4 separate regions of the Homo sapiens genome follow, and all the other regions are linked to region 1. A link is a loop called in an ENCODE intact Hi-C map of the cell type or tissue named here. Cell type or tissue: IMR-90. All regions are shown on one strand. Links, peaks and the distances in the headings refer to the core of each region. The heading gives the core; the rest is flanking DNA. Region 1 has its middle 40 kb from the start of LINC01765. Region 2 has its middle 130 kb from the start of VANGL1. Region 3 has its middle 47 kb from the start of VANGL1. Region 4 has its middle 44 kb from the start of NGF-AS1.

The links. A loop is a pair of places that touch in the nucleus more often than their neighbours do. Peaks named below come from ENCODE experiments on the same cell type or tissue, not always from the same donor. Only the 100,000 strongest peaks of a DNase experiment are listed, where the experiment ranks them.
Region 2: a loop joins it to region 1, with 5 times the contacts of the local background. A loop is called at or near these places in 17 of 110 quality-filtered maps.
Region 3: it touches region 1 in a loop (9-fold over the local background); 97 of 110 quality-filtered maps call a loop at or near these places.
Region 4: it touches region 1 in a loop (2.8-fold over the local background); 3 of 110 quality-filtered maps call a loop at or near these places.

What each region holds. Positions count from the first base shown.
Region 1 is chr1:115,136,010-115,143,406 of GRCh38, forward strand. No RefSeq gene overlaps it. Among named protein-coding and RNA genes, the nearest start is that of LINC01765, 40 kb to the left of the region's middle. In IMR-90, for the core only: a CTCF peak has its summit at 3,071 (motif pointing right); a DNase peak (open chromatin) is centred at 3,132; H3K27ac peaks cover 136 bases.
Region 2 is chr1:115,503,378-115,510,774 of GRCh38, forward strand. No RefSeq gene overlaps it. Among named protein-coding and RNA genes, the nearest start is that of VANGL1, 130 kb to the right of the region's middle. In IMR-90, for the core only: a CTCF peak has its summit at 4,000 (motif pointing left); a DNase peak (open chromatin) is centred at 3,984.
Region 3 is chr1:115,591,685-115,599,081 of GRCh38, forward strand. No RefSeq gene overlaps it. Among named protein-coding and RNA genes, the nearest start is that of VANGL1, 47 kb to the right of the region's middle. RefSeq lists an enhancer at 4,184-4,478. In IMR-90, for the core only: a CTCF peak has its summit at 4,319 (motif pointing left); a DNase peak (open chromatin) is centred at 4,237.
Region 4 is chr1:115,235,177-115,242,573 of GRCh38, forward strand. No RefSeq gene overlaps it. Among named protein-coding and RNA genes, the nearest start is that of NGF-AS1, 44 kb to the right of the region's middle. In IMR-90, for the core only: no CTCF peak of the experiment used is centred there; a DNase peak (open chromatin) is centred at 4,395; H3K27ac peaks cover 287 bases.

The DNA of each region.
Region 1 (7,397 bases), core at 2,122-4,621:
TTACACATAAAGGTTAAGTGCATTTTAGAGGTTAGAAAAAGTGATGAGTGAATAATTGCGATAGGAAAGTGGTTTGTGGGAACAGCTATAAGATATAGATTGAGGTAGGTGGGATTGGGGAAGCTGCTTTTATCTAATTAAGAAGACCTTCAAGAGGAAGTGGATTTTCAGGAGCAGGTAGACGAGAGGGCAGAATGGGCTTGGTGAAGAGGTGGCCAGAGAACATTCCAGACACATGAGTATCCTCCGAAGGCTGTGGGGCAAGATACCTTCAGGGTGGTTTGCCCCTCTTGACAGTTGGAATGGCTAGAGGGGTGTGTGTGTATGTGTGTATAGACATAGGGAAGCGGAGGGCAAGGGACAGATAAGAAGGGTGGGAAAGAGGTAAGGGAGACCTGCTGGGGGTGATGAAGACAATGTAAGACTGATAACCTTCAGGTGTGAGATGTTTTGGAGGAGCCCTGTTGAGATTTCTTTACACTGTATCCAATAAAGTTGTCCTCAGCTTCTTTGTTTGGATTCGGCACTTGGAAATGGGGCTAGTTTAAAATCAGAGGGAGGGATAAAGCTAAGAATGTGGGCAGGGTAAAGAAACCAGGTCCCCAAATCCATATAACAACTTACAGACCTTATGCCATTTTAGTTAAACTTGGCCTAGCACCTTTGGGTTTGAAGGTTTATCATTAAATAGCTTTTATTTACTTGCTTCTCATTGTGTAAAACTGTTAAAACCCCCAGGTTCCTATTTGTTCTAGGCCCCAGAAGTGAATAATTGATCATTAGGCATTGTAACATTGGTCTGGGGCTTCTGAATGTGCACATCCACTCAAAGTGAGACAGAGGATGGGCCTTCCCCCTGTCCAAGCCAAACAGCTCAGTGTCACATCCTGGCTTCACCTATTTCCATGGATCCTGCAACCCAGACATGATCTCATCAGGGCCACTCCCTAGAAGGAAGTGGGGAAGCACAGGACTATTCTGTCTCATTTTCCAAATAGAGAAACTGAGGCACTGAGCAATGAGAGAAGCTTAGTAAGGATGAGATAATGAGCTAGCTGCAGGGCTGAGAACAAACTGGGCTTTGGCTCAGAGTGGCTACCATTCAGTACAATGTGTGTGTGTGTGTGTGTGTGTGTGTGTGTCTGTGTGTGTGCCTGCGAGCACACCTGTACATTCCCTCTCATCCTAAATCTTCCAAAGGGACATCCTGAAGATGACACAGTTTAAAAAGGGACCCCATTTTGCAAGACAGAATGTGTGACAATGAGCTAGTTATAGAACCTCTGTAAGTCCAGTGTCCTCACCTGTAAATAGGGAATAATGGTATCCATCTTTACAGTATTGTTGTAATGAGTCATTAAGGTTAGTAAGGAATCTAAATATCAGGATCCAATTTCTGATCCCCAGCAAACATATGAGCCACCGGATCACAGTGCCCACTTGGTGGAGTTTATGTACTGACCTGACACCATTCTTGGTTACCTGGTTCAGTGGTGGAAGCCATGACCTGGTCAGCCTAGAGACCAGCTAATCTAATGTGCATCTGTATTCTATTAAATTTACTTTCCTAAGTATGTTATTTCAGTGGGGGAGGAAGCTTTGAGTGCCTACTATGTGCTGGGCAATTTTCTAGGTGCTCTATGTAAATGATCCTATTGAATCCTTCTCATAGTCTTGTGACAGGTATTACCAAAGCAAGGATTTGCATCCCCTAAGAAATAGTTACCTGAGTGTCCTGAACACAGAGCGGTAGAGTGAAACAAAACTGACATTTTAAGAATCCAAATTGAAGAGATCACAAAGCTGAATGCCGGCAAGACCAAACTCCCTCTCTCATGCCCACTGACTCTTCAACTCATTACAAGACATTGTCTTGGTAGCCATTTCATGAAGTTGGTCACACCCTTCTTCTTGCAGCTCCCTCTTTTCTGGCTTCAGCTCTTTTCTTGTTCTCTTTCCACCTCAATCTCCGTAGTCTCCACGGGGCTGCTGTTTCTCTGACTGCCTCTTAAGCATTAGCTTTCCCTTAGGGTTTGTCCTCAGCTCTTTTCTCTCTTCATGTTGAGTGCTTACCTTGAGAGAGCTTTTCCCTTCCAATGCCATAGGTCACTGCCAACTCCCAGATCAGTTCCCAGTGCTTCAGACTAAACAGTCAATTACCAGTTACCTCCCAGAATTTCCTCTTGGTGTCCCTGGCAGGCACATCCAATTCTGCATGTTCAGAATTGAACTCACCATCTCTCTTCTTAACCTGCTCCTTCTCCTTTACTCCTGGCTTGACGAATGACATCACCATCAAGCTAGCCTCCCAAGCTGGAGCTGAGAGTTAGTCGAGTCCCCTCTCCACTAACAGTGGAGACCCCTCTATTTCCTTTATCCTCCACACCCAATCTGCACCAAGTCCTGCTGACCTTCTTTCCTTCGCATCTGTTCCCCTTTGCGGTTCCCTCATCTTGATCCTAATTTTGGCCCTCGTTTTTAAACTTGGCATCTGTTTTGCTTCCCTGCAGTTCAGCTGCTGCTCCCTTTACCAGAGTGATCCTTTTATAAATCTGCAAAATTGATTGATGCCTCTGTGGCTTCCTGTCATCTTTATAATGAAGGCCAAGCTCTCCATGATCTCCCCCTATCCGCCCCTCTCCAGCTTCCTTTCTGGCCATGACCCCCACCTTCTCTTTCTCCAGGTGGGGACAGAACATCTCCAATTTGTGCTAATGCCCATCCCCCACTTGTCTGTCCAGCAAACATCTCCTCAGCATGAGGGTCTGCTCTCTTGGGAAGACCTTCCTGGCCCATCCACCCCTTCTGCCTTTGCAAGCCTGCATCCTTGGCACCCACGCCTCCCCGACTCGTCCTACCCCCTCAGTCTGGCCATAAACTTCTTGGGAGTGGTGATCATGCCTACTCACATGTTCCCCTGGTGTTTATCATAGTGTTAGCACATAGTGGGAATTCAACCAATGCTTGTTGACCAAATGACTGAAGCAGGGTAACGGAAAATTCAAGTCCATGCTGATCTATTAATACCTGGACCTGAGGGGTGGTGAGCGCTCGTTCCCCCCGCTAGAGGGCACTCTGGTCGTGTGCTTCACTGGAGGCCGCGAGCAGTGTGGCTCCACTTGGGAGCCTTGTGAAACCAGTTACGCTCCCGTTGCTGGCAGCTTGAGCCAAGCAGCACAGACGCACTTACGGCTCAGGCCAGTCTCCTTACCAGGCGCCATCATTCTCTTCACATGGACCCTTTGTTTCTCTCATTGCCTTCCCCTCACCTCACCTCACCTCATGCTCCCCCTGGAGGTACACAACCTTCACCTATGGCACATTCAGAACTTTCCCTACTTCCTTTAGCGGTAGCCAATAATATCTGAAATAACTTCAGCTAAGACCCTAATTAATGCCCATTCCTGAGGGTGTCTTCCTCCTGTTGGGTTAGTTGCGACTTACCAATTGCTTTTAATGCCTTTGAGTGACATGGGACAGTGATGTGTCCTGGTGGTGGGGATATTTTTGATGGGAAGGATGGGGTTTCCCTAGAGCCCCTCAAGCCACCCCACACAGTGGCCTTCCTAGGAGTGCTCGGCCCCGCCTGTCGTGCCAAGGGCCCGCGTCCATCGGCGTTCCACTCACAACATGCCTACCTATGGGAGTGTGGTGGGCCCTCGGGAAGTTAGTGTCCAGTTTTGAACAGAGTTGTACTTTTTATTTTTATTTTTTAAGAAAATGTGGTAAAAGTAATGCATTATTCAGCTTCATTCATAAAGCTTCTTTTTCATGGAGTTCCACAGTCTTATGTGTTGTGAAACCACACTTGAATTATTGTGGATAATTACTATTATCCACAATAATTGTGCATCTCTTTTTAAATACTGTGGGAATTACTCAAGGGTGATATCAAAAGGAATGGCACATCGGAGTGCTGGGGCTCTGGGAGCTGTGCCATTGGAGGGTCAGTTGAAGAAATGGGGATGGTGTAGACTGGAGAAGAAAAGACGTTAGAGAAGTATGACAGCTTCCTGACATGCAGATGCTTCTATTTCCATCAACATGTTATAAAGAATTAAAAAAATAAGTGTTGTCAATATTCAAGAAGCTCCTGGGATCCCTTTTGTAGAGCAGAATCTGGGGAGTGGGGTAAGACAGGAAACAACAGAAAATTAAAAAGCAAGAGAGGCTGAGAGTATCCACCATCATTAGTTGTGCAGGATGGGGGTGGGGGCCTCGTGGAGAAAGGCTGCAGCCTGCTTGCGGGCTTGGTTGGGAATAGTCAGAAGAGGGAGAGTTTTGGGAGCCTCTACACCGAGTAGGAGATCCAAAGAGAAATATGAGGAAAAAGGATTGTAAGAGGATGATTGTTTTTTAGTAATTTTTGAGAACTCCCAGCATGTTTTGAATTGCATTTTCACCTACTCTAGGTTGTTAGACTCTTATTTGAATGAGATTTTATTGAGACAGGAATACATGGAATGCTGGGATTACCTCGGTTAAATGAGGAAGCATTTTTCTAATAACCAGTCAAGAGCAGGCCAGGCTTCCTCACCAGGATGAGTTGAGACCTACTGAGTTTGGATGAGCACCTGTAAGGAATGTAGGGGTGTTCTGCCCTGGGTGGAAGGCTGTGATGGCTTCTAGGATCCCTTTCAATTCTGAGGTTCTATGACTTCATGAAAACAAGACATTGCTGGACAAGTTTGAGTGGCCCACCTTCCTACCTGCCTATCCCACAGTCTGAAGTGGCATTTATGAAAAGCTGGGAACACAGAAGGAGACAATGGGTCTCCAGCCTACGGTGAACAGTTCTTTTCTGGCAGCTAATTTAGCTCTAGAAGTTTCCAGTTCCCACCAAAACATTGAGAGATCATCCTGTAGTTTGGGGCACACAATCAGAACAGTTAAATAAAAATGCAAGTGGTTAGTTTTACATCTGCTGGGGACATTCCATGGCCAGCTACATAGAAGTCTAGGCATTCTATGTCTCCAGCCCTAGGAGCTGGGGATACAAGTGTCACTGAGACATAGCTCTTATTCTTGAGGCATTCATCATCTGTGGAAGAGAGAGCCATGGAAACCAGTGATTACAATCCAGTGTCCCAGCATAGATAGAAATATGCATAAGGAGGGGGACATGGGAGGGGAGGACAGCTTTGCTGCAGAGGCTGTTCTTGAGCAAGTTTGAAAGAGTAAATGTGGTCTACCAATGAGGCTTACCAAGAGCAAGGCTATGGAAAAGGCATTCCAGGCAGACAAAGCACCATGGGCTTAGGAGCAGATATGTGAGGCCAAATAATGTATTAGGGGAGTTGAGGCCAGGGAGGGGTGGTCTGGCTGGATCCTGAAGGTCTAGTTATGAAGTTGTATGACATGAGACTGCAGAGCTGTGAAGGGCTTTGTCTTCCATGCTAAGGAGTGTCAGCTTTATCCTACAGAGGTTTTGGATTCCTGAAGCATTTTAATCCTACCCCTTTGTGGCGAGCAAATAGAGGATGGATTGGAGGGGTGTGAATGAGTGTGTACACATGTAAACGCACATTTATGGTTGTGCATGGTCCAGATAAGGGCTCAGGGGCATGGGGAAACTTCCCAAGCAGAGAGCTTCACAATCTGTTTCTAAACCAAGCTTCTATCCCCAAATTGTTTCACTTTATTCTTGTGGAATAATAAAAAAAGTCATTTAGCTCAATTATCTCATTTGACAGAGTTGGAAATTGAGGCCCCAAGAGGGACAGTTCCTTGCCCAAGGCTACATAGCTAGGGATTGGCAGATCCCATGGATTGTTGGCTCTTGATCCAGTGCTTTCTTTATGATGTCATTCTGTTTTCTGAAATTCTCTGATACCCATAGGACAATGTTCTAGCTCTGGAGAATGGCTGATAAGGCTTTGGCAATCTGGGCACAACTGTCTTTCTTCCCCATTAGGTCCCCAGCACATAGTATGCCTGGGGACATCTCTATGCCTCACTTTAAAAATCTCCTGATTCTACTCTTCCTGAAGAACTCCTACTTCCTCTTTAAGGTCCAGGGCAAATGTCACCGCTCATCTGAAGCAGTCCCTTAGCTCAGTGACTCCTCTGGGCAAAACAAATCATGTATCCTCCGTGTTTGTAAAGCACCCAATATGGCAGGTTTATTAGCTTCCTGCTCCATGAGTCTGCAGGCTCCTTGAAGAAAGGCATCATTTCTATCTGCTTCCTGGTTGTAGCTCCAGTGCCTAGCATGGTACCTGGCACATACTAGATGTCCACAAAATGTTTGTTGAATGACTAAATTAATGAATGTATCAATTAAAAGTCTCACCTCAAATCCCTTCATATGGGTCTATTGTGAGGTCCTTGGGGCTCTAACTGAGTCCATGATTTTCTTATTTTAAAAATCATGAAGTGGCCGATGCTGGTGTTCTCAGTAGAAACATGTTAGAGCTGGAAAACTTTCTATGCATTTCTTTTCTCTAAAGCAAAGTGAAGGTGGGGACTCTGGGCTCATTGCTCCTTTGTAATTCCTCTGTATTATACTGAACTGAGGAAGTTAATTTTCCCTGAATACTTTCGGCACTGTAGAATTTGTTTTTTCTCATGACTAACTTAAAGCTATTCTTACAGTTTAGATTTGTTTTGGGTCTTTAGGGGAAAAATTCTCTTGCTTTTTTTTTTTTTTAAATTTCTTCCTTATCCTTCTCAAATTCCATGCTTGCTTAGTCTTGTTTAAACAATTAGATTCACTTTAAGAAAGCTAAAATTAGAGCCACTATGGGGCAGCACTCCTGCCCAGCCAGCCATCTTTTCCTCTCCAGAAGAGCCTTTTTAATCTGAGTCCTTTTGCCAACTGATAAACACCTCATGAGCAGCACCCAGGCCGCGTCTTTCCAAGAGTTAGCTGTTTCTGGATGGAGATGACTTGTTCTTTGTTTAAGGGAGAGCCATTTACAATTTTTTTTTTTCATTGGATTGAAACTCCTGGGCCTGGTGCAGGCAAAGCTGAGAGAGGATGACCGTGGGGCCTAGGTGGATGCCATGTGTGAGCAGAAGACCTGCTTGGGTTGTAGATATGTGGACACCTCCCTCCCTCGCCAGCTTCATTTTTGCCCGAGCCTCAGCTTCCTGTCAGCTGGTGGTTGTGGGCAGGAGGTTACACATGGCACTGAAGCCCTGGAGCCCAGTGGTATCAAGTGGGAACAGAGGTGTCTTCCTAGAGCTCAGGGAAGTCTGAGGACGGTTTATGTGGAGTAACAGCCATCTGGGAAGCTGAATTCAGAAAGTGATTGCAGGGAATGGAAAGGAGTGGTATTTTTGGATCACCTTGCAAGCTTGAGGAATTGGGCTGGACATGTTCAAAACGTATTTTCATTTAGTCCTTGTGATAATGATCACTACCATTTGCTGAGCACTTAGCTTACACCAGGCAA
Region 2 (7,397 bases), core at 2,605-5,104, 370 kb after region 1:
TTTCAGAGGATGTATGGAGAGGCCTAGATGTCCACACAGAAGTTTGCTGCATGGGTGGAGCCCTCATGGAGAACCTCTGCTAGGACAGTGTGGAAGGGAAACGTGGGGTTGGAGCCCCCACACAAAGTCTCCACTGGGGCACTGCCTAGTGGAGCTGTGAGAAGAGGGCCACCATCCTCCAGACCCCAGAATGGTAGATCCACTGACAGCTTGCATCATGTGCCTAGAAAAGCTGCAGACATTCAATGCCAGCCTGTGAAAGCAGCCAGGCAGGGGACTGTACCCTGAAAAGCCACAGTGGCACAGCTGCCTAAGGTTGTGGGAGCCCATATCTTGCAACAGTGTGCCCTGGATGTGAGACATGGAATCAGAAGAGATCCTTTTGGAACTTTAAGGTTTAATGACTGCACTATTGGATTTCAGACTTGCATGGGGCCTGTAGCCCCTTTGTTTTGGCCAATTTCTCTTTGGAATGGATGTATTTACCAAATGCCTGTACCCCATTGTATCTAGGAAGTAACTAGCTTGCTTTTGATTTTACAGCCTCATAGGTTGAAGGGACTTGCCTTGTCTCAGATGAGACTTTGAACTTGGACTTTTCAGTTAATGCTGGAATGAGTTAAGACTTTGGGGGACTGTTAGAAGGGCATGATTATGTTTTGAGCTGTGAGGACATGAGATTTAGGAGGGGCCAAAGGCAGAATGATATGGTTTGGATGTGTCCCCACCCAAATCATCTTGTAGTTTCCATAATCACCACGTGTTGTGGGAGGCATCAGGTGGAGATAATTGAATCATGGGGGCAGTTTCCCTCATCCCATTCTTGTGGTAGTGAGTTAGTTCTTATGAGATCTGATGGTTTTATAAGGGCTTCCCCCTTCGCTGGATACACATTCTCTCCCCTGCCACCCTGTGGAGAAGTGCCTTCCACCACGATTGTAAGTTTTCTGAGGCCTCCTCAGCCATATGGAATTGTGAGTCAATTAAACCTCTTTCCTTTATAAGTTACCCAGTCTCAGGTATTTCTTCATAGCAGCATGAGAATGAACTAAAACAATGGCATACCTTATAACTTCATTTTCCCAAGAGTAACCTAGGGTGAAGCTTTAAAGCCTATACAAAATAAATACAAATAGATGTCATGTAGAGTAGAATCAGGCTTTGCCATTAATACAAATAAACTTTGGCAGAGAGCAGTAACATTTGAGTGGCAGAGAGGAGTGTACATCCCATAATCAAGGCCAGGGCTCAGCAAAGTTTTCTCATAAAGGGCCAGATAGTAAATATTTTAGGCTTTGGGAGATATGGTCTCTGTTATAATTAGCACAACTCTGCCACTGCATCATGAAAACAACCACAAACAATTACTAAACAAATAAGCATCACTGTTGCAATAAAACTTTATTAGCAAAATCAGGCTGTGGTCCAGGTTTGGCCCATTTACCTTACTGGCGAAGAGTATTCTTCACTCTACTAAATCCTTTCCCTTTTTTCTTGCTCTTCTTCTTTCCTTGGTGTCATTCCTCACATCAATTATATCTCCTCTTGCAACTTTACCTCTAACCTAACCCTTGTGGCTTTTCTTACCCTTCATGCAACTTACCATGAAGGATCTTCTGCCCCCACAGCAACCTCTCCTCATTGCAGTCTTCCACTTTTTTCCATTCCTCCCCAACTATGCAGCTTCTTCTTCAAAGCATCCTTTCTTCTCCATTCCAATTCTAACTCTGACATTGATTCAATCTCCCCACCCCATCCCATATCCACAAAGAAGACAGCATCAGCATTTGTGTGAGGCAATTCAATCCTGAGCTTGAGCCACACAGTGTATATATAACCATATGTAGGCAATGGAAAATACTTGCAGATCATTCATCTCAATTTATGAACCTCTTTGGCAGCCTTTGTTCTACTCTCACATGTGGCTCTGCCAAGTTTATAAATACTTCCTCTGGATGACAATAAATTTGGTCTCCCCTAATCATTCACTCCACAGATAAAATCTCATTGAGGTTGCAATAGCACTGACACTTAAAGTTAAGTGTTTTCTTGCTTGGTCTTAGCACTCTAGCCAAATGGATTTTGAGGGCCTCCTATTCATGGGTCACAGCTGCTTGACTCAAGGATTTTTGCCTATGCATGCCCTGACAGTCAGATACTAACTCACTTGGATGCCTGCCTCTCACACTGCTCTACTTTATGAAGTCAAGACCATTAATAAAATCCAGTTTACAGAAAGGCCTAGAGAAGGTTATTTCTCTGAACACTTCGCTGTACCTACTTCCATAACAGATGAACTTACCAGATGTAACAGAAGCGGTTCTTCTGTTCTCGTGGAAGATGAAGTTGTCCTTTGTTTTGATGAGTCCTGAAGGACTTAAAGGTAAGAAAACATATTCATAATATATTATCCTTTTCTGCTTTTTCCCTTAATTCTTGCCAGTTGCTAAACGCAGTGCCAGGTATATTAAGACTTTTTTTAAAAGGCATCTTCTTGTTATCACTACTATCAGCATCACAACACTCTTTCCTCTTTTCTGTATCTACTCAGCTACACAAAGCTCACTTGACAGCTTTGTAATTTTTTTTAAAAGTGGTTAATCCAGACTACAATTATCTCAATTTTAGTTTGTTGCCTGAATTGATAATTGATGGATCAATCCTTTTTTTTTCAGTGCAATGAAAATTACTATGTCATTAAAATAATGGAAATATGCTGTGGCAGGGGAAGGGAATCACCTTTGAATTCTATTTTATTTCCCTATTTATTTTTAAATATATGTGTAGAGAGAAGAGTCAGGGAGGCACAAAGGAAAATAAGCAAGAATAAAGGCCACAGGGTCATGAGGAAAGACACAGGTGCCCAGGTGGTGCAGGGAACCTGTTTTTGTCCCTTTTTGTTTTCCTTCTCCTCTGTCATTCCTCTGCTTCTGTGTCCTCCTTATCTCTCCCTCTTTTCTTTTCAGTTTCTCTCAATTTAAAATAAATTAGAACGTAGAATCAAAACGTCATGTTTTATTTTTCAAAGATTATTATTACCAGCTAAATAACATTGGTAATTTTTATTTTGAGTTTCGTACAAATTAGTTATTGATTACTAATTATTTGAGAACAGGATTTTTGTTTGGATTCTTAGCCTGTTGCTTCCACATGCTCTGAGAGGTGTAAATTTACATGGAAAATAAAATATCTTCCTGGTCAGAACAGAAGTCATTCATGATGATTTAGCTTATTTCGGTTCTTCCTTTTTTTCCCTTCTCCCCTCCCTCTCTGTCTCTCGTTACTCACACCCAGCTATGTCACTGCGATGACCAGTGAGCCAAACACTCACCTTGGGTTCCTCCTGGGGGAAGTAATAACTCACAGCAACCTATCTCCCTCCGGGGAAGCCACCTGTGACTTTCACTGACACAGGGCTCAGGCAAGTCTCTGTACACAACGTGGTCTTCACACAATGAATCAAGACTGTTGATTGACTGAGGGGTCAGAGGGCCGACAGGCTGGTCGTTGGCTAGAGCACGGTAAAGATGATGGCAACCAGGCTCAGAGACACACAGGGATGGCCACGGAGAGTTAGGCACCAGATTTCCCACTCTCAGGCTCATGGACTTTGCAAGTCCCACTTATCCAGATTCAAACCTGGGCTCCAGCTGTTGAATTTAAGATTCAGAGAGCTTGAGCTTCTCACGGTACATATCTGAGTCTCATTATTTTCATCTTTGAAGCAGATAAGGCTGCCTATCTCACAGGCTTCTTGTGAGCATGCAGGAGGTAAGATACAAGGAGCACCTAGCACAGCACGCAGCAGATGAAAAAGAGCACGGAGAATGGAGGGGAAGAAAAGGACACAGGATAGCCGCCAGGAGCACGCACAAGTTAATTTGGGGCTGTGTGGGAAACTGATGCAAACAAGCCCCCATACATAAACGCACCACAGGGAAAGCTGGGATTCTGTGCTGAGTGAGGTTATTTCCTGAACTTGCTAATTACACAGCACCATCTAGGGGCAGAGCATGCTTCGAACAAATGGTGGTCTTGGCAAGGTCCTCTGACCCTGCGGAATTCCCAGTCCCTTTTTCCCCTTTCCCCTCAGCCCTCTTCTTCCCTCTGCTCCCTTCTCTTCCATGGCATGCCCTTTCTCACCCCACACTTATTCCCTTTTCTTCCTCTATCTACTCTTCCTGGCGCAGTATTTTTTTGCAATGGAGTCCTTAGGGTTTTGGACAAAATAATCTGTGGGAAGTCAAACAATTACTATCCTCAAACAAGCCTTCCTCCTGTGCTCTATGTCACTGATGTCCTTTGGATGGCACCAGAAACTTGGCTTGCTGAGGCTGTGCTGTCTCTGGTCTCGGATGAGGGCCATCATGGTGCCATGGATGCAGGACTGGGTGTTACCACTGCAGGTGGTGAGAAGATGGCAGTGAAGGAGGACACTCTGGTTTCAACTCACATCCTGGGGGGCCACCTTCTCTGATGTGAATTCCACTGTGAATCTTTTATTGTTCTCCAACCAGTGTAAGGACTCTACCCAAAGAACTCACAAGCTAAAGCCAGCAGCAGAGTTTTCACTTAAAATGTTTCTTTAAAAAAAACCAAACCCTCAAAGAGGGAAAGACGATTTTGGCCAAGTCTGCATCTTATGAGACTGAGACTTGCCAATTTTTATTCCCCATTTTAGAAACTGTGATTTTAAAACAATGCTGAATTATTTCTTTCAAAATACATTTACAAAGAGATTTTGGATTCCGTTCAACATTCTTTCCACACCTCCTTAAATCTCTCTCATTCTTCTCAAGAACGAAGATTTGCTTTCAAATCCCAACAAGTTGTGCTTGAAATAGCATCAAGTCTGTTCGCTATAAAGTGTTTTTGAAAATTCGGTAGGAACATTGTAATACGGTAATGAATTTCCTGAAACATTATTAGAATGCATCACTTCCATACACTTTGCATGTTCCCTGCAAATTACTGAATGCCAATTTAAGTGCCACTTTATTGTGTTTCTGTTTGTCTTTTCCTCAACTGAATGTTATTAAGTACATACTTTTGCTCTGAAGGTGGCCATTAGTAAACTAAAATTTGTTTGGATTTTACAAATTGTCTAGTTTACATCAGGGGTAAGACTTAGCAAATATTTTAAAACTTCAACAATTCTGATCAAGGCAGAAATGTATGTGGAAATAATTACCTGTGTCAACTGAAAACTAAATAGAAACACAATGTATACATTTTCTTATTTTTCCCTTACAAATGATCATCTGTTTTATGTATAATGAAACTACTCACCCAGGCAATTTCTCTGTCTAGAGCACCCTGTCTCTCCAATGTCTGCCTGGAAAAGTCCTCATCATTCTTTACATTTCAGCCAAATGCCATCTACTCAATAAAGCTAACTCCCTAGAGCACTTAGGCGCTGCTTCTCAGTGTGTCCAGAGAGCTTCGTATATGCCTTGATTAAAACAATGACTTTACTATATCATAATTTTTGGTACTAATGCTAATCTCATTTCCATTTTAAATTCCTTTGTTCCTAGTATAGTAATAGCTACCACTCTGCACAAAATACTTTTTTTTTTTTTGAGACAGAAACTTGCTCTGTCACCCAAGCTGGAGTGCAGTAGCATGATCATAGCTCACTGCAACCTCAACTCCTGGGTTGAAGTGATCTTCCCACCTCAGCCTCCCAAGTAGTTGGGATTATGAGTGCGTGCCATCACCACACCTAGGTAATTTTTTTTTGTAAAGATGGGTTCTTGCTATTGTCACGCACGTCCATGTGAAGAGACCACCAAACAGGCTTTGTGTGAGCAATAAAGCTTTTTAATCACCTGTGTGAAGGTGGACTGAGTCTGAAAAAAGAGTCAGCAAGGGAGATAGGATGGGGCAATTTTATAGGATTTGGTTGGGTAGTGGAAAATTACAGTCAAAGGGGGTTTTTCTCTTGCAGGCAGGGGCAGGGGTCACAAGGTACTGAGTGGGGGAGCTCCTGAGACTTATTGTACAGGAGAAGGAATTTCACAAAGTTAATCAATCAGTTAAAGTGGGGCAGGAACGAATCACAATGGAAGAATGTCAGCAGTTAAGGCAGGACCCAGCCATTTTCACTTCTTCTGTTGCTTCACGGCATCTGGATGTATATGTGCAGGCTTGGGCTCAGAGGCCTGACATTCGTGTCTTTTTTTATTAATAAGAAAGAACAAGATAGTGGTGAAGTGTTGGGGTGGCAAAAATTTTTGGGGGTGTTATGGAGAGATAATGAGTGATGTTTCTCAGGGCTGCTTTGAGCGGGATTAGGGGTGGCGTGGGAACCAAGAGTGGAAGAGATTAAACTGAAGGAAGATTTTGTGGTAAGGGGTGATATTATGGGGTTCTAGAAGGAGCATTTGTCATATAGAATGATTGATGATGGCCTGGATGCAGTTTTGTATGAATTGAGAAACTAAACGGAAGACACAAGGTCCAAATAAGAGAAGGAGAAAAACAGGTATTGAAGGACTAAGAATTGGGAGGACCGAGGACATCTAATTAGTGAGTGCCCAAGCGGGTTCAGTGTGATTATTTGCTTGGTGGGTGAGTTTTTGGGCTCTATCCTTGAGTTTTTTTTGTGTTGTCATATACCAGGCCAGATTGATTTAGGTAAAAACAACACTCTTAATTTAAAAATATACAAGGTCCCCTTTTTTTAGCAGTGAGTAAGTCAAGGCCTTGGCGATTTTGGAGGAAAGAGAAATGCAAAACCAGCAATTGTTTGTTAAAGAAGGATTAGAAATGGCTAGGACAGAGTGAGAGAGATTGATAGTGTGGTGGAGATAGCTGGGGAGAGGTAGAGGGTGGCAAAAGAATGGGAACGAGAACAAGAGTGAGTATAAAAGTAAAAAATAGGACTTTATCAGGGTAAAAGTATTGGAGTGTACCTTGCCACTGAAGATCTTCTATCCACTTTAAGAGAGACTTAAGGGTGGTGGTTTGAGGTAAAACCAGGAGATACCCGTTATGATGATTCAGAGGAAAAGTGTAAACCAGCAGTGTAAACAAGGGCAGGGCATTTATGAGTAGTTGAGAACGGTGAATAGGAGTATGACTAGACAGAAGATAGTAGGGATGACAAGTTTTTGGGGAACAGTCCAAGTAGTAGGGGTGACTGTGTAAAGTCCTGTTGCAAAAAGTAGGGTAAGGACGAATAGACCTAATAGAATGAAGGGATGTATTAGGCTCATAAGGGTTATTACTGCTCTTCAAAAATGCAAGTGAGTTTAAGAGAAGTAGGGGAGAGTACTTGCAAATTCCAGGAGGAAGAGGAGAGATCAGGCTGCCTGTCTGATGGACACAGATTTATTCTGGAATGGTGAACCCAGTGGGGAGGGTCCTGTGGGTGGACAGCAGTTGGGGTACTA
Region 3 (7,397 bases), core at 2,988-5,487, 460 kb after region 1:
TGAAATCTAGGGAATTCAAAGGCTACTGACAACAGGAGAGATTCAGTGTACGTGGGTAAGAGCAGATACTCCCACCCCTTAGGCCCCTCTGTTAACATGGGTGAAAGCCACTTTGACACCCATGGGCAGCACCCTGTCACGGTCACTGGGACTTGGTGATAAAAGGATGGTGAAAAGAAAGAGGAATGCCTCATTTTCCCTCCCTCATGTACCCCAGGTATTCATTAGGAAGAGAAGGGAGCCAGGGATGCCTTGCTCCCCATTCTTCTAGATGAATAGCCGTTCATCTTCAGTCTGTACCCCTTTTGAATGCATCCTGAACCCCTGGGACTCCTTTGAAAAAAAAATTCTTCTTTTTTCCTTTCTCCTCTTCCCTCTCTTCACTGATAAGTAACTGTGTCTCCATACTATGGGACACTCCTTTGGATGCATCCTCCAAAGTAGGAAAAGTTAATTTCCCAAACCTTAAACTGGTTAGAATTGGGCTAGGGGAAGGGAACCCAGAAACCTGACATGCCAGAAAAAAGGTAAATTTTTTTTCCAGTCAAGTTTTTGCCCCCTTCCCATCCCTGTACAAACTGGTAAAAGGCCCTGGAATTTTTTAGCTCTCCTTAACCAGCACCCCTTTTGTTTCATTTTGATACATGTCTTCTAATAACCCAGTTTGTCTCTTCTCACCTTCAGGCCATCAAACTCCAAACAGTCATGCAACCAGAGCCTTGGATGATGGCCTCTTCTGCCAGGGACCCTTAGATAGGCCTCTGAGGGAGATCTGACTGCTGTTTTCCCAAAACAGCACCCCCTGTCAGCAGGAAGGAGTTAAGATCAATCTTCATGCTTATCCTTATCCTTATTCTAACAGCAGTTAAAGGTGCTTCTTTAGAAGGGGTAATGATAGAGACAGGAGGCAGCCAAGGGTTCCCTGCACTCCCCAGCAAACCCCGCCTTCAAGCCTAAAATAGCCTGAAGGCTGAAAAACCAGACTGCCAGTTCTGGATGAAGCTCGCCCTTTCCCAGTTTATTCTTTCTGAATAATGCCCACCTGTGCAGTAGGAGGATGGGGTGCAACCTCAGGAAATTTGTGCCATTTGCAGTGGGGAGGAGCCTGGCCTTTCCTGTTCCTGTGTGGTGACCAAGGACTCAATCTATGAGACGGGAAACGTGCTAGCAGAACTCTGTCACTTTGCTGAGAGTTATTTTTTCTTTTTCCTTTTTGCCCTATAAATTCCATTTTCCTCACCCTTCTGTTGTGTTCGCAAGCCTAATCTTTCCTGGTCATGTGACAAGAGCCCAGTTTTAGCTGAACTAAGGAGAAAGTTCTGCAACAGTAGTATGCTGTTTCCTCTGCCTAAAATCTCTACTTAAACCTCTCCATCAGAAGGATTTCCACACCAAACCAAAACATCCTTCCAGACCCAGCTCAAATGCCTCCTCGGGGAAGCCTTCCCTCATTCCTTCTCTATCCAGAAGACCTCTCCCTCTGAGATTCTCAATGCACTTGCATGTTTTTAGTTATCTTGAGAGGCTGAAGGCAAAGAGCAGCACATGACACAACACAGGAGCTGAAAATAGGATGACTGAATGAATGACCAAGTAATGAATGAATGGCTAAGTGATAGATGAATGAATTAATGAAGAGATGGCTTGTGCTAAGAGAAGAGATAGCATTTGAATTGAGATTTCAAGAGGGATCAGATTTTCAAACCAGGAATAAGGTAGGTCAAGTTTAGGCTCTTGACAATGCTACACCTCTTAGCCTCGTAGCATTGACCCACTCACGATCTGCTTGCTGGCAGAGAGATTGTCCCACTTCTCCCAAAAATAAGGTTATGAAACCCTAGTGCTACAAGCTTGGGAGGCAGATCTGGGCTGGAATCCTCCATCCCTTTCTCTGGGGTGAGCCAGCAAGTTTACCTAATCTCTCTTAGCCCTCAATTTTCCTTATCTATGGAGTGAGAAAAACAGTATCCAAATTCTAGTTTGGTTGTTAGGATTTAAGTAGATAATGTCTGTAAAACATTTAGCTCTGTTACTGGCACAAAGTAAATGGTAGCTATTATATTATTATCATCACTTCCTCCCTGGGATCCCCAGGGCCTATGATGTTAGTAAGTGAAAGAGCTGCCTGACCTGGTTGCTGCCCTTTGACACATTTTGAATCCCCAGTGACTGCTTCTACTTGCCAAGCTTTTACCTCCAGAAGTCAGGGCCCATGATTTGTGATTTTTCCCCAGCTAGGTGTATGTGTTTTGGGGACCCTGAGGACCTGGGTGCCCCAGGTGACTGAGCCCAGCCTAGGAGTTTATTCCTGGAGAAGGCTCTGCAGTGACCCCAGTGCTTTCTGTGTGTGGATTTTGGCGGGGCAGCTGCTGCTGAGCCCAGGAAAGCTGGGCTGTGAGACCTGGCCCCTCTTGGGTGGACCACAGCCTCCTTGTGTGTCAGAGAAGAGCTGGCCCACCCACCTAGAGAAAGTGAAGGGAAAGCTGGGCTGCTCCAAGTCCAGGCCAGACCAGAATTTATTGTGTGGGTTTCTCTTAACCCAAAAGGTTTCCTTAGCGAGGAGAGGAGGGGAGGGGAGAGGAGGAGCTACAAGCTAAGACTCTTCTACCCAAGCACCTGCTCCATGTTGGATTCTTTGGGATCCTCTACAGCAGGGCCTTTCACGATTTGAGAATGGCCCAGTTCTCTTCTGTCTGTTGAAGCTTCTGCTACATTTTAAAGAAATGGATAAAAGCTATAACGGGATCATAAAAAGGGCAATTTATAAATTATTAATTAATGTTTTTGACAAAAAATGTATAACTGTATAATCACATTGGGAGAAAGTATAGGGCTCACATTTCAGGCTTTCTGGGCAGGGGAGACTCGGGCCCTCCTAGCCCTGCGCCTGCACACCTGGCTGTCTGATGTGGCCCTCCAGGTGGCGATGGACATGAGGGAACATGTGGTATGTCTGAGGAGAGCAGGCTGTGAATGTGAGAAGAAGGGAACTGGCTGTAGCAATACAAGGTGGGTGCCCCTGGATCTGGGTGTGAGGACTCAAGGACCCCAGTCCTTCCTTCCACAGCCTTCCCCAGCCTTGGAACCACTCCAGGCCTGTCTCCTGTTAGTTTGTAAGTGGTCGTTTCCTTGACTCTGGGAACGCAACCAAGTCCCGTTATTGCAGGATGGATTCCCACACCCTGCCCTGGGCCCCAGGAGTGCTGCTGTCCCTACCTGGACTATGGGTTGCTTTCTGGGGCCCTGAATATGGGAAGAGCAAGACTGAGGCATAGGGACCTGAGGAAAGAGAGGGTAGCCAGAATAACCATAAGGATTGTCTCAGGGCCTAGAGAATCTCTGTGTCGAGAAAAGCAGAAGTGATGCCCCTTGGGCTTTGTGTTAGGCGGATGGGTTGGGGGCAGCTGGGTGGGCTCGCCAGTCTAACCAGGCACAGAGCTGACTTGCTTCCTCTCAGACCCTGTGGCTATCTCTGGTCCAGAGAATCCAGTAGAAGCCTTTGTGCTTGTCCAGAGGCCCAGTGGCCCCCAGGTCTTCCTCTTCACTCCCCAGTCCCCCTCCATCAGCACTTCTCTGCCTAAGGAGCTCCAATAGTCTGATACCAAAGGGCCAGAAGATGCAGGTCCTCAATGCCAGGCAAGGGGTGCGACTTCTCAACAGTAGTGCTTGAAGCTCCAGCATGGATATGTGCAGATTGGTAGGAGGTCATGGAGACTCGGAGGTGCATGCAAGTCGTTGCTGTGGAAACAGCTCAAGTGTGAGGCGCTGGGGGCCAAGGGGGAAAGCAGCGGGTGGAGGAAGGGTCAGCTTCTAGTTCTGTGAGAGGCTGGGAGACTGTTTGAGCCTGGAGACAGGCGGCAGGCAGAGCCAGTGTTAGGCACCATTGCAGCACCATCAGGTCTCCTAGGACAGAAGAAGGGATTGCTTCTGTCCTCTCTGAAGATACCCTGACTGGGAACGGTGGTGGTCTGGGATGTGGGGGGACCCCTGGCCTCTTACAGCTCTGCCCCTGACTCGGTCTTGGGAAATCCACACCATTACTTCCCAAGACTGCCTGCTGGATCACTGTGGCTCAAAATGGGTGGCTTTGCAGAGAATTCTCCTTATTTACGCTCTGCCAATAACTGGAGCCTCTTCCAGGCAGACCATTGTGGGGGTGACTGATAGTGCCAGTGACTACAGTTTAGTCAGCCTGCTAGCTCTGTATTTCACTCCCCTTGAGGAGGTGCTGGCAGAAATCCCAGGAGCCCCATGAGGCTTCCTTTTCTATGCTGGCTGAGGAAGCCACAGCACTGGAAAATTACTGTAAATGTGCGTCTGGCGCCACCTAGTGATCGAGGCCCTCCTGCACCCTGTCAGACAGCTCTCTCAGGAAAGCAGTTTGCCTTCTTGCAGTGCACACTTCCTCAGGCTTTGGTGTGTGTGACGGTCACCTAGGATGCTTGTCAAAAATGAGGACTCCTGGCCGGGCGCAGTGACTCATGGCTGTAATCTCAGTACTTTGGGAGGCCGAAACAGGAGGATCGTTTGAACCCAGGAGTTCAAGACCACCCTGGGTGACATGGTGAGATCCCCCACAAAAATTCCTGGGCTCCAGACCCTGAGGTTTTAACTTAGTTTGTCTGGGGAGGAATCTAATAATGTGTTTTCCTAACTAGTATCTCAGGAATTTGTAAGGCAAGTCTCTGGACTACATTTTGAGAACCAGTCTCTTGAAGGACCATGCCTCTTAAGTGTCTGCTTTGCACAGATCATTATGTGCACTCACTGAGTTTTGAGAACTGTACTGAACACTCCTAAATCTGTATCTTTAGGCAAAGTCTCTTGAGTTTCAGCTGCTATTTTTTGACTGGTTGCTTTCTGTCTCCAGAACAGACGCACAGAATTATCATGGCCAGCTCTGAATTTTTAATCTCTTTACATCATCCCAAACCGCCAAATAACCCTTGTATTAGTCAGGGTTCTCCAGACAAACAGGATGTACATATATTTGGAAAGAGATTTATTAGAAAGAATGGGCTCATGTAATGATGGAGGCTGAGGGGTCCCAGGATCTGCAGTCAACAAGATGGAGACCCAGGAGAGCTGATGGTTGAGTTCTCATCCAAAAGCCAGAAGGCTTGAGACCCAAGAAGAACTGATATTTCAGTGCAAATATAAAGGCAGGGAAAGTTTGTGTCCTGGCTCAAGGCAGTCAGGCAGGAGGATTTCCCTCTTAAAGGAGGGGCAGACATTTTGTACTAATCAGGCCTTCAACTCATTGGATGAAGGCCACTCACAATTAGGGAGCGCAATTTGCTTTATTCAGTCTACTGATTCAAATGTTAATCTCTTCCAAAAACACCTTCACAGACAGTCCCAGAGATAATGTTTGACCAACTTGACCCCATGGCCAAGTCAAGCTGACACAAAAAATTAACCAGCACAAGTCTACTCCTTCTCAACTTGGCATGCATATGCATGTACTTGAACCATGCTAATCTCCAAACAAAGATGGTAACATGGTCATAATTTCACCTACACTGATACAACTGTCCTTTGTACAACAGAAAACACAATAAACCCTTCCACAGAGGAAGAAGCAATGTCTTTGAGCTATGTTCACTCTTCTCTGTGACATACCAAAACTTAAATACTATCATATAAAATTAGCAATACTTAAATACTATGACATAAAGTTAATACATCTTATGTTACATGATAAGGGGAAAAGAGGAGGAAAACAAAGATATTCAACACACACACACACACACACACACACACACACACGCATATGCACACGTATACATATCTTGTTACCTTCTTCCACTACCCATTACATATTTCCCTTATCTTCAGCAAGCACCTCAGCTGTTTGTGGTTCTTTACCTGGTGGGGTGATATAAACCTTTTGTCTGAAGGGTTTGAGCCATTAATAATCTTGTCTGAATTGCGTTGTTTTGCTTTTCCATTGACCTTCATCACAGAGCATGATAATACTAAGAGATATCCTAAGGGATCTACTATATTCCAGAATACTCCTCTTTACCTTCACTGTGGAGCAGTAGTCCAATTTCCCCTTGGTGTCCAGATTGATCATCCCAGCTGACACTGTAACTTCCTTCTTGGGCTGTTGACTTGGAGGAGCGCAACGTGTCTGAGTGTCATTCTTAACTTCCAGTTCAATAGAACCATTGTTGTGTCTCTTGGTGAAGCATTCCTCCCTTTGGAACAAACATCTCTTAGCCACCTGAGCATAAGGCCATAGGAACAGGAAGCAAACATTTTGCTAGTGGGTCATTAAGGGTAGTACTGAGTAGTGTCACTCCCATTTTCATCCCTTGATTCCTGAACCTATAAATCCTGGCTATGAGAAAAAGAGCACCATGTACTAGATGCTGATTCAGAGCATATATAGCTTTGTGGAAAACCTTGCCCTAACCCTGAAAGGTATTGCCACCTAGCTGGCACTGCAACTGAATCTTCAAAAGGCCATTCCACTGTTCTATCAAGCCAGCTGATTAAGGATGGTAGAAAACATGGTGAGACCATTGAGTTCCATGAGCGTGCACCCACTGCCCCACTTCTTCCTGCCTGACTGCTTTTGTACTGAAACACTGTTTTTGTTTTTTTGTTTTCTACCTTCAAACTCTAACTCAAACATTGGCTCTTCCTGGGTCTCAAGCCTGCCAGCCTTTGGACTAGAACTACACCATCAGCTCTCCTGAGTTCCAGCTTGCTCACTGCAGATCTTAGAATTTGTCAGTCTTCATAATTGCATGAGCTAATTTCCTATAATAAATAAACAAAGAAACAATCTCCCACAGAACTCTGACAAATGCAGATTTTGGTACTGACAGTAATGTTTGACCAATTGTCTGGGCAACCCATGGTGCAGTCAGGTTGACACATAAAATTAACAATCATAACTTTTTTGCTTTCATTTAGCTGTTTTAGGAACCATCATATTCCCAGTCACCAAACTAGAAAGCAGGGAATTATCCTTGAGTCTGTCTTCTTCCTTACTTCCCCATAGCTATTCAGTGATTTATGCTGATTTTGCCTCACAGAACTCTGTCTTCTCCTCTCTATCCCGCCTACTATTTGAGTTCAGGCCTTTCTCCATTATTTCATAGATATTTCGATTGCCTCCTAACTGGTTTTACTGATTCTCTCTTGCCCCTTCTTAAATCCATGCTTGATACACTAGCCAAAGGGATATATTTGTTGGTTCACTGTTTAAAACACCTCAATAGTTTCCCATCTCCTAGAGCAGGAATTGGCAACGTTTTCCTATAAAAAGGCACATGGTAAATATTTTAGGCTTTGCAAACCATATGGCTTCAGTCACAACTACTCAGTTCTACTGTTTTAGAATTAACAAAAGCAATATCCAAAATAGAAAAATTCACTGGATG
Region 4 (7,397 bases), core at 3,077-5,576, 100 kb after region 1:
TGTCAAGTTGATTCAGAACAGTCCATACATCACTTTCTTTGATTAATCTCAGGGGTTCACACTGACTGTGGAGAAGGCTCATTCTCCACCTATGAGTGGTTTATTTACTTATTTATTTATTGCTCTGTTGCTAAGGCTGGAGTGCAGTGTTCCTCCCATCTCAGCCTCCTGAGTAGCTAGGACTATAGACATGCACCACTACACCTGGCTAATTTTTAAATTTTTTGTATAAAAGGGTCCTCAGGATCTCACTATGTTGATCTTGAACTCCTGGCCTCAAGGAATCCTCCCACTTCAGCTTCCCAAAGTGCTGGGAATATAAGTGTAAGCCACCACGCCTGGTCTTATGAATGGTTTAAGGTACAGAATTGTCATCCCTCTGATTACTGTAATATTTATTCTAACTTTGCTATTTATTGTGTGCAATAAATTGTGCACAATGCTGGACCTAAATGAAGAAGGACTTTCTTTGTCTTTTTTGCAAATTTTGTAGTGTATTACAGAATCCCTGCTTTCTTTGGCCTATGGCAGTTGAGAATTTATAAGATTTCATAAGAGAAAAATTTAGGACTGATGATGCTAACTTCATCATCCTTCATCACTTATAGTTACTTCCAGTGCACTCTCAAACTCTTCCTCCTCACCTGCTGAAGTAGGCTAAGCTTTTGCTGTTTAACAATTTCATATCTGCTGTATATCTTGCATGCAAAACCTCATTGGTAAATTTTGTTAATGTGGTTCCTACTTTGGTTTAATGACCTCTGTTTTATTGTCTGTCCTATACAGAATTGACATTAAGAAAACACAAAAGAGGGAGGTGAGTTTTTGTTCTCCTGGGCCTTTCCTTTTCTGTCCCTTTCTTCCCTGAGGTGGGCTGAGGATCAAGGGTCACTCATTCAGGTAGCCTGTGGGCTCATGCAGCCTCACTCAGGTAACAGGCTGTGGTTTAGGGTAGCTTTTCTTGTAAAATCAACTCTCAGCTAGCTGTCACAGAGAAAAGGTAGTCACCCCCGAGGTAGGCTCTAAGTAAAATCATGGCCTTTCAGGAAGAAAAGGCAAAAGAACCTGAGCACTGCACCATTATGCTTCAAATTATTAGGTAATAAATGAGTCCTGGACACCCAGCCAAGGTAAAAAGAATAAAGCAGGATAGAAGATGTCAGAAGGAAATGTGTCTTGAGAGGGAGATGGGGATTTAAGTGGGTGCCCAGGATTGATTGCATGAATAAAAGAAAGACTTCAGCCCAGGGAGGAAGACAGAAGATAGAGTGGTGCTGTTGGATATATATGTCTTTGGAGATTATACACACATTCACACACAATATGATACGGATATATTTATAATCTCCATAACATATTTTATATGTTTTATATAAATAATCTCCAAAGACATGTATTTGTGTGTGTGTGTGTGTGTGTGTGTGTGTGTGTGTGTATGGCCAGTGTGAAGGGTATGCCCTAAAAGGTGGAGCTGAAACATCTGAAGTAGAATATCTGATAAATTCTGGTATTACTTTATAAATTTCTGTCTTAGAAAATGGAAGAAGCCATGGAGTGAATTGGCACAGTGGACTTGTTTTTAAATGTACCATTTCATTTTGAAAAATATATGAAAAATACAGAGAATAATCTAACACAAATGAATGTAAAACTAACTCCCAGAATTAACAAGTGTGACTGCTTTGAGACATTTGCTCTGGACTTATTGAAGAACTAAGTCATTACAGATAAAGTTGAAATTCGCTTTGCACCCCTACCTCAGTTCTGTGTCCTTTCCTCCCTCCCCAGAGACTGCCACCATTTTAAATTTGGAAGAATGCTTCCAAACTCTAGACTCAATGCTTATCAATAAGAAAAAACTAATTTTAAAGATGAAGAAATAACAGAAACTTTGGGAGAAATAGTCTTAGAAGTAGCAAGGATGTGAACTCTGGCACCGTCCTTGGATTGAGTGAAGCAAATGTTATAGAAAATCAGATGTAAACGCAGGGCTCTGAAAGTGGAAGCAGATTTAAAAGCCTGGAAGAATCTGAGTCATAATTGTGGCTATTTAGTTGCAAATGACCCTGATAAGGAAGAAAGAGGGAAACTGCCTGTAGAAATAGGTAGTTTTTAGTGTGCGCCTGTAGTCCCAGCTACACTCAGGAGGATGAGGTGTGAGGTGAAAGAAATAACGTAGTTGCCTTAGGAGCTCTGGTTGAGTTCAGCTGTCTAAAGGTACATTTATGAGACATGTGTTCTAAATAAAGTTTCGGTGCCACTAAAGAGATACCATTCGAATATAAAATTTTCTTTTTAATTCTCAGCAAGGCAATGTACTTCTATAGAAGGGTGTGCCCTCACAGACGGAGCAATGGTGAGTGCACACTTGGACAAGGATGGGGAAGGAGTTCTTATCCCTGACGCACGTGGTCCCTGCTGCTGTGTTGTTCCCCTATTGGTGAGGGTTAGACAGCACAGGCTAAACTAATTCCGATTGGCTAATTTAAAGAGAGTTATGGGGTGAGTGTTTTGGCAGGAAAAAATGGTTATGGCAGAGCAGGAAATCGGAATGAGTCAGAGTGGAGAATGAGCAGGCAATCAGAATGAGTCAGGGTGGAGCAGGTAATCAAAAAAGGCTGCTTTATGAGGAAGTTAAGTTTAAAAGTAGAAGGCAAAGAATTGAACATACTGACATATTGAGTCCTTGAAGAGAAATTTAGAACTCATATCTAACACATGGAAGGAAGATCTACCCAGGGTTAACAGAGACCTGTAAGAAGAGTGTCAGAACTCCTAAACTGCAGAAGATGAAGTTTTCAAGTAGTGTTGAGAACAAGAATACAAAAGGTGCTTTTAAAACTAAGATCAGCATGGAAGGACGATCAAAGGAGTCACAGGCCTGTGTTTTGGATGGCTGGTGAAATGTTAATGGACAATGAAAGAAACCAGGACTACTCAAAAACTCTAATTTTGTATCCATTGTCTCCATTAAGGGGAATATCTTCCACATAGGAAAGGTGTGGACCAGTGATAAAAATGGGTGGAGGCCTGAGAGGTGAGGAGCTGGTGAGAGGGCCCGTAACATAGTCTTTCAATGAATTGCAATTCCCAAAGCAGATAAATTGCGTCCCAGGGGCCGGATGCAATTGCAGATGTAATTATGGAATATTAAGTGCTTCAAAATTGGGGATGGGCAGATGCCTCAGTATTCAAAATGGTGGAAAAAAGTATATTCAGGAATTCAGAGACCAGAAAATTTGCTTCCATTCTGAAACAGAATGGGCAAGGTGTGGTATGGAGAGAAGCGCATAGGAGCAGATATTCGCAAGAGGATTCCTCCACCTGAGGCCCTTCAGTTCCTGGTGGCAAAGGAATCAGGAGTTGCAAATTGGAGAGGGCAGCCCTACCTCCAAGAGAGAAGTTGAGGGTGGGAACTACCAGAAGATATTGAGTTTACACTGGCCTTTTCAGTCCAGCCCTTTAGATATCTCCCACCTCTGAACCTTTTTTTTTGGAAGTCTTTAGAAATTCTTTATCAGCCCCTTGATTTGACAGACATGAAAGCTTGGGTGCCTGGATTGGCAAGGTCTGCAGAGTAGAAGCAACCTGTCCAAGTTTACACAGCTGTTAATGGCTGAGCTGGGATTAGAGCCATGTGAGATAACGCACCACCTGGGGTTCTCCCCATTTATTCCACATCTGTACTGCCTAGCACGTACTTTTAATCTGTACTTATATATCTTTTATCTCCCCAATAAGACTGCATTCATTTTACACTGATTGAACATTTAATGTGTGCCAGGCACTAGGCTAAGTGCTTTGTGGATATAAAGATGATTAAAATCTGGTTCTTGGATTTAGTGAGCTTCTAATGCCATAAGGGACTTAAGCAGACTCACAGAATAAGTAGAGTGCTGTGAGATCATGGTGGAAGGGAGCATTGTGAGTTCGAGGATCCAAAAAGACTCTACCAGGAAGCATGAACTCTCCAAGGGCAGGGAGAATACCTGACACAACTTGATATTTTTTCCAGAGTCTTGAACAGTGTGCTAGAAGCCAGGAGAGTGAGCTGAGACCTCAGCAGAGCTTACTGTTTTAGAATTTAGAGAACTAGCTAAACCTGTTCTTGATCCCTGCTATGAAGGATGCTAGGGACCAAGACATTTTGCTTTCTCCTTCCTTTCCTTCTCTCTCTCTCTTTTTTTTTCCTCATGCCACTCAATTCTCCTGGGCTCCTCTTCAAAGATTTAATGAAGATTAAAAATTCACTTTGGAGCCAGGATATATCATAAGCTGGGAACAGAGAGGCCAATGAATCACACCAGGACCCCTTGCACTGGCTCTGAGGCTGGACTGCACCCAAAGCTGCCTGCAGGAATGAGAGGAAGTTATGGCATGGAAAGCATTGCATCTTTGGGCCTTCTCTCTGAGGCAGCATGGAAGCATCCACAGCCCAGTCAGGAAATTCAGAGAAAGAAACGAAACTGATGACATGGATATTAGGAACACATTCTTTCCCACTGAGCCTTGCTCCCTGGGGTGCAGGCCTATGGGTTGGTTTGGAACAGAGGCAGCTCTCTGGGTGCCTAGACTGGCAAGAACTGAGATTTGGCCTGAGGCTACATCAGGTTCCAGATTCCAGTGGTGAGCTCCAGGATCCTGTGGGGACAGTCTGCTGTGGACTCTGCCACCAAGGCCAGGCACTCATTAATCTGCACTGGGTATCTGCAACAGGAGCCTGGTCTGAGGTAGGTAAAGGGGTTGGGAAGGACAGAGCCATGAGAGTCATTAGGTTTTAAAAGTCAGCTTTATTCTTCTCTTATTAGGTTGACCTAAGTGCACAAAATCAATTTTCCAAAACTAAGAAGGACTTCATGTTACTGATAGGTTGGTTGGAATACAGAGCCTCTAAAGTTCTTTTCATCTCAGAAATCTGGAATTCCATAAGAAGGACTTTGAAAGAGCCCATGTATCTTCTGCTTTTTCTTTGTCATGATGTTATCATTCTCATTTACTAGCTGGGTGACCTTTGGCTCTTACCTTTTCTAGATGTCCTATCTTCAAATGTAAAATAGGCTTAATACTTTTCTACTGCTCTAGGTTGTCTTGAAAACTACATGAAATAATATATATAAAAGTGCATGGTTAAAATTCACAGGGACTTAATAAACATAAAATGTGTTCTCTTCCTTCCTCTCTGTGCTCACTGTGTTCAATAACTCGGAAGGAGACTGATGCAGGCAAGCATAATAAACCAAAACTAGTCTTATGCAACAGCGAAGTTGCCAGTGAAAATGCATTAAGAAGACCCTCCTTGCCCTACCCCAGACAAAAATTTTATCTCCCAAGTCCTGTGATAATGTCTGTGATAATGCCTGAGGTGGTACCATTAGTCATTGTGTGTGTCAGATGGTCTTATTATACATATTAGTCATTAAAACCTTAGTATAAAATAATTTTAAAATCGGAGCTTCTTAAGCTTGGAGATTATTTTGTCCAACTCTCACCACCCCCCTCAAAGAATTATTTTGGTAAGTCTCCTGATAGTCATCTAGACTCTTCTTGAATGATTCCTATGATAAAGAGCTCACTACTTTATGAGGTAGCCCATTCATTGTGGTACAGCTGAAGTTGATTAGATATTCTTTTTTAAGTTGAAATAAATCTCTCTCCTCAAAATTTTCTGTCTTTGGCCTGAGTTCTGTAAAATAGAGCAAACAGAGGTAAATTTGGTGCCTCATTAATCTGATAGCACTTGAAATCATTAAAAATAGTGATCTTCTCTTTTTCAGTCCCCATCACTTGGTTTATCTGATTTTTTTCTCATGTAATAGAGTTTCTAGATATTTTAGGTTCTTTACAAGCCAAGTCGCTCTTCTCTGAGGATGCCCACATTTTCCAGCATTCTCAACTTATGGCACCTGAACACTACCCCAGGATGGTTCTGACAGTGTAGTGGATGGGAGGTTATAATCTCTACTTGGTCTGGATTTAGGCTGATAGTATTACAGAGGGTTTTTATTTGTTTGTTTAATCAGATTACATGATTGTTTAATATTTAGTGTCTAATAAATTAATACCTCAAGATATTTCTGTAGGAGTTGCTATCAACTTATGCATTCCCGGGATTAGACTATTATATTAAGGAATGTAATGTTTTAATTCTAAATGCAGATAATTTTATTCTTAGTTAAAAGCTCTGTCTCTTCCCCCATTTGTTTCAGGCCATTGCTTTGTCTGTTTACTGGATCTTAACTTGTCAATCCACCCACTAGTGGTTCCTCCCAGCTTTGTGTCATCCGTAATTTTGACTAAGCAGGTCCAGTGACAGAGCCCTTCAGCCCAACACTAAAGGCTTTATTAAAACTGGCACATATCCATCATCCCTGAGTAAGATTGCTGAACTGCAAAATTATTTAATAGTTCTATCATTGAGGCTACAACCTTGAGAATTCCCAAGCTTGGCCATTTCCAGTCATTCAGTTAGTAAGTGAAAGTTTATTTGTTAATCTGGGTGGGGTTCTTAAAATGCATATACTTGGCAGACAATATTAATTGGTTTCTGGATGCCTACAATGCCACCTACCCAGGTGGAGTGATGCAGAAATTATTATTCTAACCCAGGGGCAAAATATTCATTCATTGACTATGAGGAACACTGGGAAATGCACATGAGAAATTATTGACTTGTCTTGATATCTCAGAATGTTAAGGAAGAGCTGACTAGACCTAATTCTGCTAATAAAAGGATTCCTCACCCACCCAAGGATGCCCAATCTTCAAGGGATTCTCTGTTTTCACTTTGTTCCTTTCATCAGCAATTACATGAGCAGCTTCTGCTGTTGTGAGGAACTGCTAAGAAAATCAAGGATTTGGTGATTGGGGAAGGAGGAAGTATTGTCATTGGGAGGAAACCTAAAACTTGGCAAAGGAAGCTTTGAACATTGGCCTTCATGGTGAGAGAAGTGGACCTGGGAGTGAGGCCTGGTATCAGGGATAGGTCAGAGGGAGGAAAGGGATGTGTATATAACTATTTTCCTGAGACCATAGGCTTAGCTTGGTCATCTGGGTTGGTTTTTGCCTCTATCAACTGGTATATATTCTTGTAGGGAGATGAGCATGAAGCAGTCACCACTCTCAAGTTTGATCCAAGATATTTGAAATCCCTCAGCATGCCAGCCTCCTATGGAAACATTTGCCAACTTATCAGGGATGTGGAAGACACAAACTTTGGGTGAAAGCATCATATTTTCACGTAATCTGTGAAGGCCAAGGAAAGGTCTTCTTGTTTAAATGGCATATGGCTTGCAGTTTCTGATACAGCTTCTCAAAATATCCGAAAGATATAAATATTCCTGAAGGACCAGAAAAAAAGACAAAACCCCGTAACACTAAAAATTAGTATTAATGGACAA